2 separate regions of the Homo sapiens genome follow, and region 1 is linked to region 2. A link is an interaction called in ENCODE POLR2A ChIA-PET data of the cell type or tissue named here. Cell type or tissue: GM12878. All regions are shown on one strand. Links, peaks and the distances in the headings refer to the core of each region. The heading gives the core; the rest is flanking DNA. Region 1 has its middle 16 kb from the start of OR2T2. Region 2 has its middle 7.9 kb from the start of OR2T27.

The links. ChIA-PET counts read pairs that join two places held together with the same protein. Peaks named below come from ENCODE experiments on the same cell type or tissue, not always from the same donor. Only the 100,000 strongest peaks of a DNase experiment are listed, where the experiment ranks them.
Region 1: POLR2A ChIA-PET joins it to region 2 with 6 read pairs; 1 of 35 experiments calls an interaction of 5 or more read pairs at or near these places.

What each region holds. Positions count from the first base shown.
Region 1 is chr1:248,426,798-248,432,189 of GRCh38, forward strand. No RefSeq gene overlaps it. Among named protein-coding and RNA genes, the nearest start is that of OR2T2, 16 kb to the right of the region's middle. In GM12878, for the core only: no CTCF peak of the experiment used is centred there; no DNase peak of the experiment used is centred there; H3K27ac peaks cover 1,002 bases.
Region 2 is chr1:248,660,721-248,666,112 of GRCh38, forward strand. No RefSeq gene overlaps it. Among named protein-coding and RNA genes, the nearest start is that of OR2T27, 7.9 kb to the left of the region's middle. In GM12878, for the core only: no CTCF peak of the experiment used is centred there; a DNase peak (open chromatin) is centred at 2,914.

The DNA.
Region 1 (5,392 bases), core at 212-5,211, 230 kb before region 2:
CTAATTATAAACTTTGCAAAGTTTTGATACTATCATCTTATGGTGTGACCCATCTCATTCACAGGGAAGTCACAACACAGCTCATGTGGTCCATGCAGTCCATTTATACGGGATTTTGCTAAAGTTTCTATACTCCTAGATTCTTAGGCTTAGCATCACTAAGAGGGATAGAATGTGTGTCTGAACTGTATCCGTTCATTATATCAGGGACAGAATGTGTGTCTGAACTGTATGCATTCATTATATCAGGGATAGAATGTGTGTCTGAACTGTATGCATTCATTATAACAGGGATAGAATGTGTCTCTGAACTGTATCAGTTCATTATATCAGGGATAGAATGTGTGTCGGAACTGTATCCGTTCATTATATCACGGATATGAGGTGTGTCTGAACTGTATGCATTCATTATATCAGGGATAGAATGTGTCTCTGAACTGTATCAGTTCATTATATCAGGGATTCAATGTGTGTCTGTGAACTGTATCCGTTTATTATATCAGGGATATGAGTTGTGTCTGAACTGTATCAGTTCATTATATCAGGGATACAATGTGTGTCTGTGAACTGTATCAGTTCATTATATCAGGGATATGAGGTGTGTCTGAACTGTATCAGTTCATTATATCAGGGATACAATGTGTGTCTGAACTGTATCAATACACATAACCTACTTCTGAAACACAGTAAGGACAGGGCTTGGCCCCCACTCCTACTATCACATTTTTTTTCCCGTACCTGCCAACTTCCAGACCTTGCACCACCACCTCCACTGGCACGATACCCACTGCATGGATAACTTGAAGAAACTAAGATAAGCAGCATTCCACCATAAATCTTATTCAAGGGAGTTAACCTTATCACTCACATGTGCATAAGACCAGAAGAATGACTGATCTTTACCCCTTGCTTCATTATAATACTAAAATCTCCACCCAGGGAAGGGCTTACCCACCATTTTTTGATCATGCAATGTATGTGTTCACATAATTTCTCACTGTGCCTGCATATCCTGTGCTCCACTCCACATGTATAAAGAGCCTCCCATACCTCATGATTATCCATGTCACTCATCTTAAAACACAGCAAAGGCCTAGCCATGGGGAACCAGCCAGAGAACTGTCATTCCAGTGCTGTCTCCCTTGTGTTCGAGCACAAGCCCTTAATAAAGCCTTGTCTGGAAAACTTGCTTGGTCTCATGTCCATTTCTATTGCACAGGAGCCCAAGAACCTGTGGTTAGTAATACTTTCACATTTTGGCCTGAATGAATCAGGTACTGTCTGTTTAGCTGATAGGTGACTAGTTTCCTTTATTATTTTCATAGTTTTACATCTTATGTATCAATATGGTTTGGCTCTGTGTCCCCACCTAAATCTCATGTTGAATTGTAATTCCCAGTGTTCAGGGAGGTAGCTGGTAGGAGGTGATTGGATCCTGGGGTGGATTTCCCCCTTGCTGTACTCATGATTCTGAGTGAGTTCTCCTGAGATCTAGTTGCTTGAAAGTGTGAAGCACTTCCCCTTTCACTCTCTCTCTCCTGCTCAGCCTTGTAAAGATTGTACCTGCTTCCCCTCCACCTTCCCCCATGATTGTGTGTTTCCCGGGGCCTCCCCAGCCATGCTTTCTGTAAAGCCTAAGCAACTGTGAGTCAATTAAACCTCTTTTCTCCATAAATTACCCAGTCCCAGGTATGTCTTTATGGCAGCATGAGGACGGACTAATACGGTATCTATCTGTAAACAACAGAGTTTACTCTTGCCTAATTTTGAACTTTAAAAATGAAGTTACTTTGAATATATTATTTTGACTTTTTTGCTAAATATAATTTTTGTGATATTCAGCTCATTATCTTGTATAGTTTGCTCATTTTCCTTAGCATATGCAATGTCATTGAATATCTTAATTGATATATTTATTCTATAGTTATTTGGTATGTATGTTATTTTCAGCTTGGGGCTATTATGAATGTTTTTGCTATTGACATTTATGTCCTTATGTTTTCATATATAAATGCAAAAAACATAGTGCATATACCTATGGGTAGAATTGATGGGTATATATTTTTCTGACTTATAATGAGGTTGAGTAACTTTTCTTTGATTTATCAGCCATTTAGAGTTTCTCTTTTGTAAAGTACCTATTCAAGTATTTTTCCCATTTGCTATCAAATTTTGGCCTTTTGTTATAGACACATAAGAATTTTTTTATACATGTGCTGGATATTTTGTTTTCAGTTTTGTTACACATCTGCTAGTTTGTGACCTATCCAAGTGTTTAAATTTTATTTATTTGTAAATTGAATTACCAACATTTTACTTTATATTAGTTCTTTTTGTGTCTTAACTAATCTGTTCACAAGCTGAAGTCAAGAAAATATTATCCTATCTTATCTTCTAAAAGCTCATAGTTTTTTTTTTTGTTTGTTTCTTCACCTTTTAGTTTTTAACCCGCCTAAAACATATCTGTGGTATGTGACTTTAGGCAAATTTTCCATTCCCCATATGAACAAACAATTTTCCCAATACAACTTGATAAATTTATTTTTCCCAGATCTGCAGTGACATCTCTGTCTCCTTTATAGTCACATTCCACAAAAGCTTTGCCTGCTCTTGGTCTCCCTAATTCCTCCACTGTCCTCTCTATTCAGGATATTTACCTCTCATTTCAATGATCTTTATGTGGATAAATCAAATCTTTCAGGGCCATCAGCACAGTTTTTGTTTGTCTGTTTTTTTCCTTGTTTTGATATAACTGTCTATTCCCTCGATTGAAGATGTGTGTTTTGTTTTGTTTTGTTGCATTTTCATCTGTCTTCAAGTACACCATACTGATGGCTTTTCCTAACTCATTGTTTTGTTTTTCCTTTTAATTTTTTTTCTCCTTGTGTCATTTCTCCAGGCCCACTTCTTAATACTGGAGGGCTCCTAGCTCAGTTATGGGTCCTCTTCTTTTTTTTCCTGTACCTTTTCTCTGTTAAGCTCATTGGGGTTCTTAGCTATAAACATGTATCTATATAATAATATCTATGTATTAATGACTGCAGTTCAAAGCAAACTTGGCATTCACCAAACTGATCTGTGCCTCTGTCTTCCCACCCTAAACTTCCTGCAACTGCGTCTTTCCTTAGGCCCACTGGTAGGAGGTCCATAATTTCAGTTGCTCAATCCAAGCCCTTAGAGTTGCCCCTGGTGCTTCTCTTTCCCTTGAAACTGACATCCAACTAGTAAAGGAATCCTGTTGGCTCTACCTTCAGAAGACACCTAGGTTCCAACCATTTCTACAATATGTTCCTGCTTTACCTAAATCCTCTAAGGGTTATTTCTAAAGCAGCAGTTGAAGAAACGTCAGATCATGCCACTTTGGTGATTAAAACCCCACTGCAGCTCACCGTTTATTGGGAGTAAAATCTAAAATTCTTACAGGAAGCTCTACAGGGCCCTTTTACATGCTCCTCTGCCCCATTGCCTCTTAGATGTCTGCTTGTGCCACTGTTTCCCTCACTGCTCTAGCCATCCTGGCCTTCTTGTCATTCTTTGAATAAGCCATGTACACTCTCACCTCAGGCCTGTCCTACCAGTTTTGTTTTGTTTTTTTTTCTCCACTTGGGATCCCTCCCACCCCAACACTCTCTTCAGGGCTAAATTCTTTATGTCCTCAAGACTGCATGAATGTTATCCTTCCAAAGAGATCTGTACTATCGATGACATTGTAAAAAGCAACAAACATTACCACAGCTTCAGCAATTCTTTCTCTCTCTTAATCTACTTTTTCCCTTTCTCTATACCATTTGACATTGACAGACTATATAGTTAACTTCTTTCTTCTGTTTGTTATTGTTCACTGCCTCTGGGCTACATGGGCAGCTTCATGAGGACAGGCACCTATTTTGCAAACAAATATATCCCAAGGGTCTTAATAGTTCAACAGATGGCTGTACATAGTATAAATTCGACAAACATTTGTCAGATGAAATAAGGTTTCATAAAATTTCTGTAGATACATGGACCTATTTCTGAACTCTTTATTCTTTTTTTTTTTTTTTTTGGTTTATTTGTCTTGTGATGTGTGAGTTGTATACTGTTTAACAGTTTAACTTTGAAAGTAAATCTGAATTTCTGGTATGACAATTTATCTGCATTGTTCTTATTTAACATTATCTTGGCTGCTATTCTTGGCTCTTTGATCATCATTTTAAGAATCAGCTTGCCAGATTGTATTCATATCCTCCGGCTATCTATCTAGCTATCTGTCTATCTTGGGAGAGAGAGAACATTGAATCTATATCTCTAACTGTAGTTCTGGCTCTAAGTATCTATCTTCATTAATCTCTGAATCTATTTCTATTTCTTCAGTATCTCAAACAATCAGTTCCTTTTTAAACTCCCTTTATTATTATGTTAAAGTATTTCAAGGTAAATAGCCAGTGTTTTGTCATTCTAGCCCCAACCATATTCCTATGCATCCATGAAAAGGGAGAACAGTGCACCAGTCTGCTCACACTGAGTCCTTCATAGGACTTACCTACAACACCCCAAAATCTCAGTGACTTACACAACAAATGTGTATGTCTCAACTTATAGAAGATACCATTCAAAAGAATTTCAAAATTATTTTTGAAATTCAAAAGAATTAAAATCACGAACTCAGAAAATTGTACAACAGAGTTCATAGCTCCATTATTTACGATAGCCAAAAGGTTGTGTCCATCAATAGACAAATAAATGAGCAAAATGTGATATATACAAACAATGTGATACTATTCTGCCTTCAAAAGGAATGAAACTCTGATATTTTCTGCCACATGGATGAACCCTGAAAATGAAGTGAAGTAAGTATAAAGGCAAATATTGTATGATTCTACTCATTTGAGGTACCCTGTTGGAGGCCGAAAGAGTGAGGGTCGTGATCAACTGAGTACCCCACTGGAGGCTGGGTGAGTAAGCAGCAAAACTGCTTCTCATAAATGCAGAATGTTGGCAAACTGACAAACTGCGTTTGCCACACAGAGGTTATGCTGAGGGCGGTCACGCCCCAGGCACAAGTGTTTCTTGTTATTAGGTACGTCTGAAAGTCTGATAGCAATGATGTGAACCTGTAATCAATCAAGTAGCTGACCAATTGTGACATCCTCCTCCCTGCTCTTTCTACCCAATAAATACGGAGGGCTGAGAAGCTCGGGCGGCTGCCTTTACTGACTAGCAGCTGGGATCTCTCTTCTTCCCCTAAGCGAGCCTTTCCTTAAAACCATTTTCTTCTGTCTTTTGTTACTATTTCTACGTTCATTTCTTCATTCAGTCCTGTAATGATGGTCTCAAGTAGTAATTGTACAAGTCTGTCACAAGTGGTGCCTGAACAGGGGCATCTAGGGACAAGTATAGACCTGAAGAGGCC
Region 2 (5,392 bases), core at 262-5,261:
AGGACTCAGTGTGAGCAGACTGGTGCACTGTTCTCCCTTTTCATGGATGCATAGGAATATGGTCAGGGCTAGAATGACAACACACTGGCTATTTACCTTGAAAGACTTTAACATAATAATAAAGGGAGTTTAAAAAGGAACTGATTGTTTGAGATACTGAAGAAATAGAAATAGATTCAGAGATTAATGAAGATAGATACTTAGAGCCAGAACTACAGTTAGAAACAGAGATATAGATTCAATGTTCTCTCTCTCCCAAGATAGACAGATAGCTAGATAGATAGCCGGAGGATATGAATACAATTTGGCAAGCTGATTCTTAAAAAGATGATCAAAGAGCCAAGAATAGCAGCCAAGATAATGTTAAATAAGAACAACGCAGATAAATGGTCATGCCAGAAATTCAGACTTACTTTCAAGTTAAACCGTTAAACAGTATACAACTCACACATCACAAGACAAACCAAAAAAAAAAAAAAAGAATAAAGAGTTCAGAAATAGGTCCATGCATCTACAGAAATTTTATGAAACCTTATTTCATCTGACAAATGTTTGTTGAATTTATACTATGTACAGCCATCTATTGAACTATTAAGACCCTTGGGATATATTTGTTTGCAAAATAGGTGCCTGTCCTCATGAAGCTGCCCATGTAGCCCAGAGGCAGTGAAAAATAATAAACAGAAGAAAGAAGTTAACTATATAGTCTGTCAATGTCAAATGGTATAGAGAAAGGGAAAAAGTAGATTAAGAGAGAGAAAGAATTGCCGAAGCTGTGGTAACGTTTGTTGCTTTTTACAATGTCATCGATAGTACAGATCTCTTTGGAAGGATAACATTCATGCAGTCTTGAGGACATAAAGAATTTAGCCCTGAAGAGAGTGTTGGGGTGGGAGGGATCCCAAGTGGAGAAAAAAAAAAAAAAACTGGTGGGACAGGCCTGAGGTGAGAGTGTACATGGCTTATTCAAAGAATGACAAGAAGGCCAGGATGGCTGGAGCAGTGAGGGAAACAGTGGCACAAGCAGACATCTAAGAGGTAATGGGGCAGAGGAGCATGTAAAAGGGCCCTGTAGAGCTTCCTGTAAGAATTTTAGATTTTACTCCCAATAAACAGTGAGCGACAGTGGGGTTTTAATCACCAAAGTGGCATGATCTGACGTTTCTTCAACTGTTGCTTTAGAAATAACCCTTAGAGGATTTAGGTAAAGCAGGAACATATTGTAGAAATGGTTGGAACCTAGATGTCTTCTGAAGGTAGAGCCAACAGGATTCCTTTACTAGTTGGATATCTGATTCAAGGGAAAGAGAAGCACCAGGGGCAACTCTAAGGGCTTGGATTGAGCAACTGAAATTGTGGACCTCCTACCACTGGGCCTAAGGAAAGACGCAGTTGCAGGAAGTTTAGGGTGGGAAGACAGAGGCACAGATCAGTTTGGTGAATGCCAAGTTTGCTTTGAACTGCAGTCATTAATACATAGATATTATTATATAGATACATGTTTATAGCTAAGAACCCCAATGAGCTTAACAGAGAAAAGGTACAGGAAAAAAAAGAAGAGGACCCATAACTGAGCTAGGAGCCCTCCAGTATTAAGAAGTGAGCCTGGAGAAATGACACAAGGAGAAAAAAAATTAAAAGGAAAAACAAAACAATGAGTTAGGAAAAGCCATCAGTATGGTGTACTTGAAGACAGATGAAAATGCAACAAAACAAAATACACATCTTCAATCGAGGGAACAGACAGTTATATCAAAACAAGGAAAAAAACAGACAAACAAAAACTGTGCTGATTGCCCTGAAAGATTTGATTTATCCACATAAAGATCATTGAAATGAGAGGTAAATATCCTGAATAGAGAGGACAGTGGAGGAATTAGGGAGACCAAGAGCAGGCAAAGCTTTTATGGAATGTGACTATAAAGGAGACAGAGATGTCACTGCAGATCTGGGAAAAATAAATTTATCAAGTTGTATTGGGAAAATTGTTTGTTCATATGGGGAATGGAAAATTTGCCTAAAGTCACATACCACAGATATGTTTTAGGCGGGTTAAAAACTAAAAGGTGAAGAAAGAAAAAAAAAAAACTATGAGCTTTTAGAAGATAGGATAATATTTTCTTGACTTCAGGTTATGAACAGATTACTTAAGACAAAAAAGGCTAATATAAAGTAAAATATTGGTAATTCAATTTACAAATAAAATTTGAACACTTGGATAGGTCACAAACTAGCAGATGTGTAACAAAACTGAAAACAAAATATCCAGCACATGTATAAAAAAATTCTTATGTGTCTATAACAAAAGGCCAAAATTTGATAGCAAATGGGAAAAATACTTGAATAGGTACTTTACAAAAGGGAAACTCTAAATGGCTAATAAATCAAAGAAAACTTACTCAACCTCATTATAAGTCAGAAAAATACATACCCATCAATTCTACCCATAGGTATATGCACTATATTTTTTGCATTTATATATGAAAACATAAGGACATAAATGTCAATAGCAAAAGCATTCATAATAGCCTGAAGCTGAAAATAACATACATACCAAATAACTATAGAATAAATATATCAATTAAGATATTCAATGACTTTGCATATGCTAAGGAAAATGAGCAAACCATACACGATAATGAGCTGAATATCACAAAAATTATATTTAGCAAAAAAGTCAAAAAAATATTCAAAGTAACTTCATTTTTAAAGTTCAAAAATAGACAAGAGTAAACTCTGTTGTTTAGAGATAGATACTGTATTAGTCCGTCCTCGTGCTGCCATAAAGACATACCTGGGACTGGGTAATTTATGGAGAAAAGAGGTTTAATTGACTCACAGTTGCTTAGGCTTCACAGAAAGCTGGCTGGGGAGGCCCCGGGAAACACACAATCATGGGGGAAGGTGGAGGGGAAGCAGGTACAATATTTACAAGGCTGAGCAGGAGAGAGAGAGTGAAAGGGGAAGTGCTTCACACTTTCAAGCAACTAGATCTCAGGAGAACTCACTCAGAATCATGAGCACAGCAAGGGGGAAATCCACCCCAGGATCCAATCACCTCCTACCAGCTACCTCCCTGAACACTGGGAATTACAATTCAACATGAGATTTAGGTGGGGACACAGAGCCAAACCATATTGACACATAAGATGTAAAACTATGAAAATAATAAAGGAAACTAGTCACCTATCAGCTAAATGACAGTACCTGATTCATTCAGGCCAAAATGTGAAAGTATTACTAACCACAGGTTCTTGGGCTCCTGTGCAATAGAAATGGACATGAGACCAAGCAAGTTTTCCAGACAAGGCTTTATTAAGGGCTTATGCTCGAACACAAGGGAGACAGCACTGGAATGACAGTTCTCTGGCTGGTTCCCCATGGCTAGGTCTTTGCTGTGTTTTAAGATGAGTGACGTGGATAATCATGAGGTATGGGAGGCTCTTTATACATGTGGAGTGGAGCACAGGATATGCAGGCACAGTGAGAAATTATGTGAACACATACATTGCATGATCAAAAAATGGTAGGTAAGCCCTTCCCTGGGTGGAGATTTTAGTATTATAATGAAGCAAGGGGTAAAGATCAGTCATTCTTCTGGTCTTAGGCACACGTGAGTGATAAGGTTAACTCCCTTGAATAAGATTTATGGTGGAATGCTGCTTAACTTAGTTTCTTCAAGTTATCCATCCAGTGGGTATCGTGCCAGTGGAGGTGGTGGTGCAAGGTCTGGAAGTTGGCAGGTACGGGAAAAAAATGTGATAGTAGGAGTGGGGGCCAAGCCCTGTCCTTACTGTGTCTCAGAAGTAGGTTATGTGTATTGATACAGTTCAGACACACATTCTGTCCCTGATATAATGAACTGATACAGTTCACAGACACATTCTATCCCTGATGTAATGAACTGATACAGTTCAGAGACACATTCTATCCCTGATATAATGAACGGATACAGTTCATAGACACATTCTATCCCTGATATAATGAACGGATACAGTTCAGACACACCTTATATCCCTGATATAATGAACTGATACAGTTCAGAGACACATTCTATCCCTGATATAATGAATGCATACAGTTCAGACACATTCTATCCCTGATATAATGAACGGATACAGTTCAGACACATTCTATCCCTCTTAGTGATGCTAAGCCTAAGAATCTAGGAGTATAGAAACTGTAGCAAAATCCCGTATAAATGGACTGCATAGACCACATGAGCTGTGTTTGGACTTCCCTGTGAATGAGATGGGTCACACCATAAGATGATAGATAGTATCAAAACTTTGCAAAGTTTATAATTAGTGCTACGGGGGGGGGGGGCGGGGGGGAAGTAAGACATTTTTTCCTTGCTCATCAAAAGGTTCGTGGTTGGTAACTTCTAACAAAAGACAGATTAGCAACAGAAAAGTATAGCAAATTTACTTAGTAGAAGTTTCATGAGGCATGCGAGCCTTAAAAGTATGATTAGAACATTTAAAAATATGATATAATGGAAATAAACTTAGGAGGAGGACTTAGTGAGGTTTGTTCAGATTCTTAGTGGCCTCCCCATGTGACATTTTTTTCCCTCTGGGCATTGGTCAGGGCCCCTCTGGAATAAGGGGCTTATTACCTTCTCTCAGAACAGGTAGGTCTGAGAATTCTTTTGTGGACAGCTCTCAGGGGAGAAGGGCAGAAAAAATCAGAAAGTGACCTTTCTACCTCTTCGGTTTTCTCAGTTTTCTTCAGCTTATTTAGTATGTCAAGTTTGCATCTGATGAAAAAGCTGAACACTGTAAAATATTTAAAGAGGTTTATTCTGAGCCAATATGAGTGACGATGGCCAGGGAAAAGCCTCAGAAGATCCTGAGAAAGTGTGCCCAGGGTAACTTCTGTCTCCCTAAAACTTAGGGAAAGAACTTGCAGGCAAAGTCATAAATCAATACATGTAAAATATACATTGTTCCAGCCTGAAAAAGCAGGACATGAAGTGGAAGGCTTATAAGTCATACGTGGATGCAAAGATTTTTCTGATTGGCAATTGGTTGAAAGAGTTAAACTAAAGACTTGAAGTCAGTAGAAAAAAATGTTTGAGTTAAGGTAAGGGAGTTTGTGGAAGCTAAGATTCTTGTTACATATATGAAGCCTCCATGTAGCTGGCTTCAGAAAGAATAGATGGTAAATGTCTCTTTTTGGACCTTAAAAGGTGTGAGCCTCACAGTTTATCTTTCCTAGATCTGGAAAAGGCCTAGCTGCACTAATGGCAGATGCAAAATTTCCCCCACAAAAGATAGCTTTGCAGGGCCATTTCGAAATCTGTCATATAAATATATTTTGTGGTAAAATATTTTTATTTCTTTCAGTGTCTACTATCTGTCATGTGATGCTATATGGGAGTCAGGTTGGA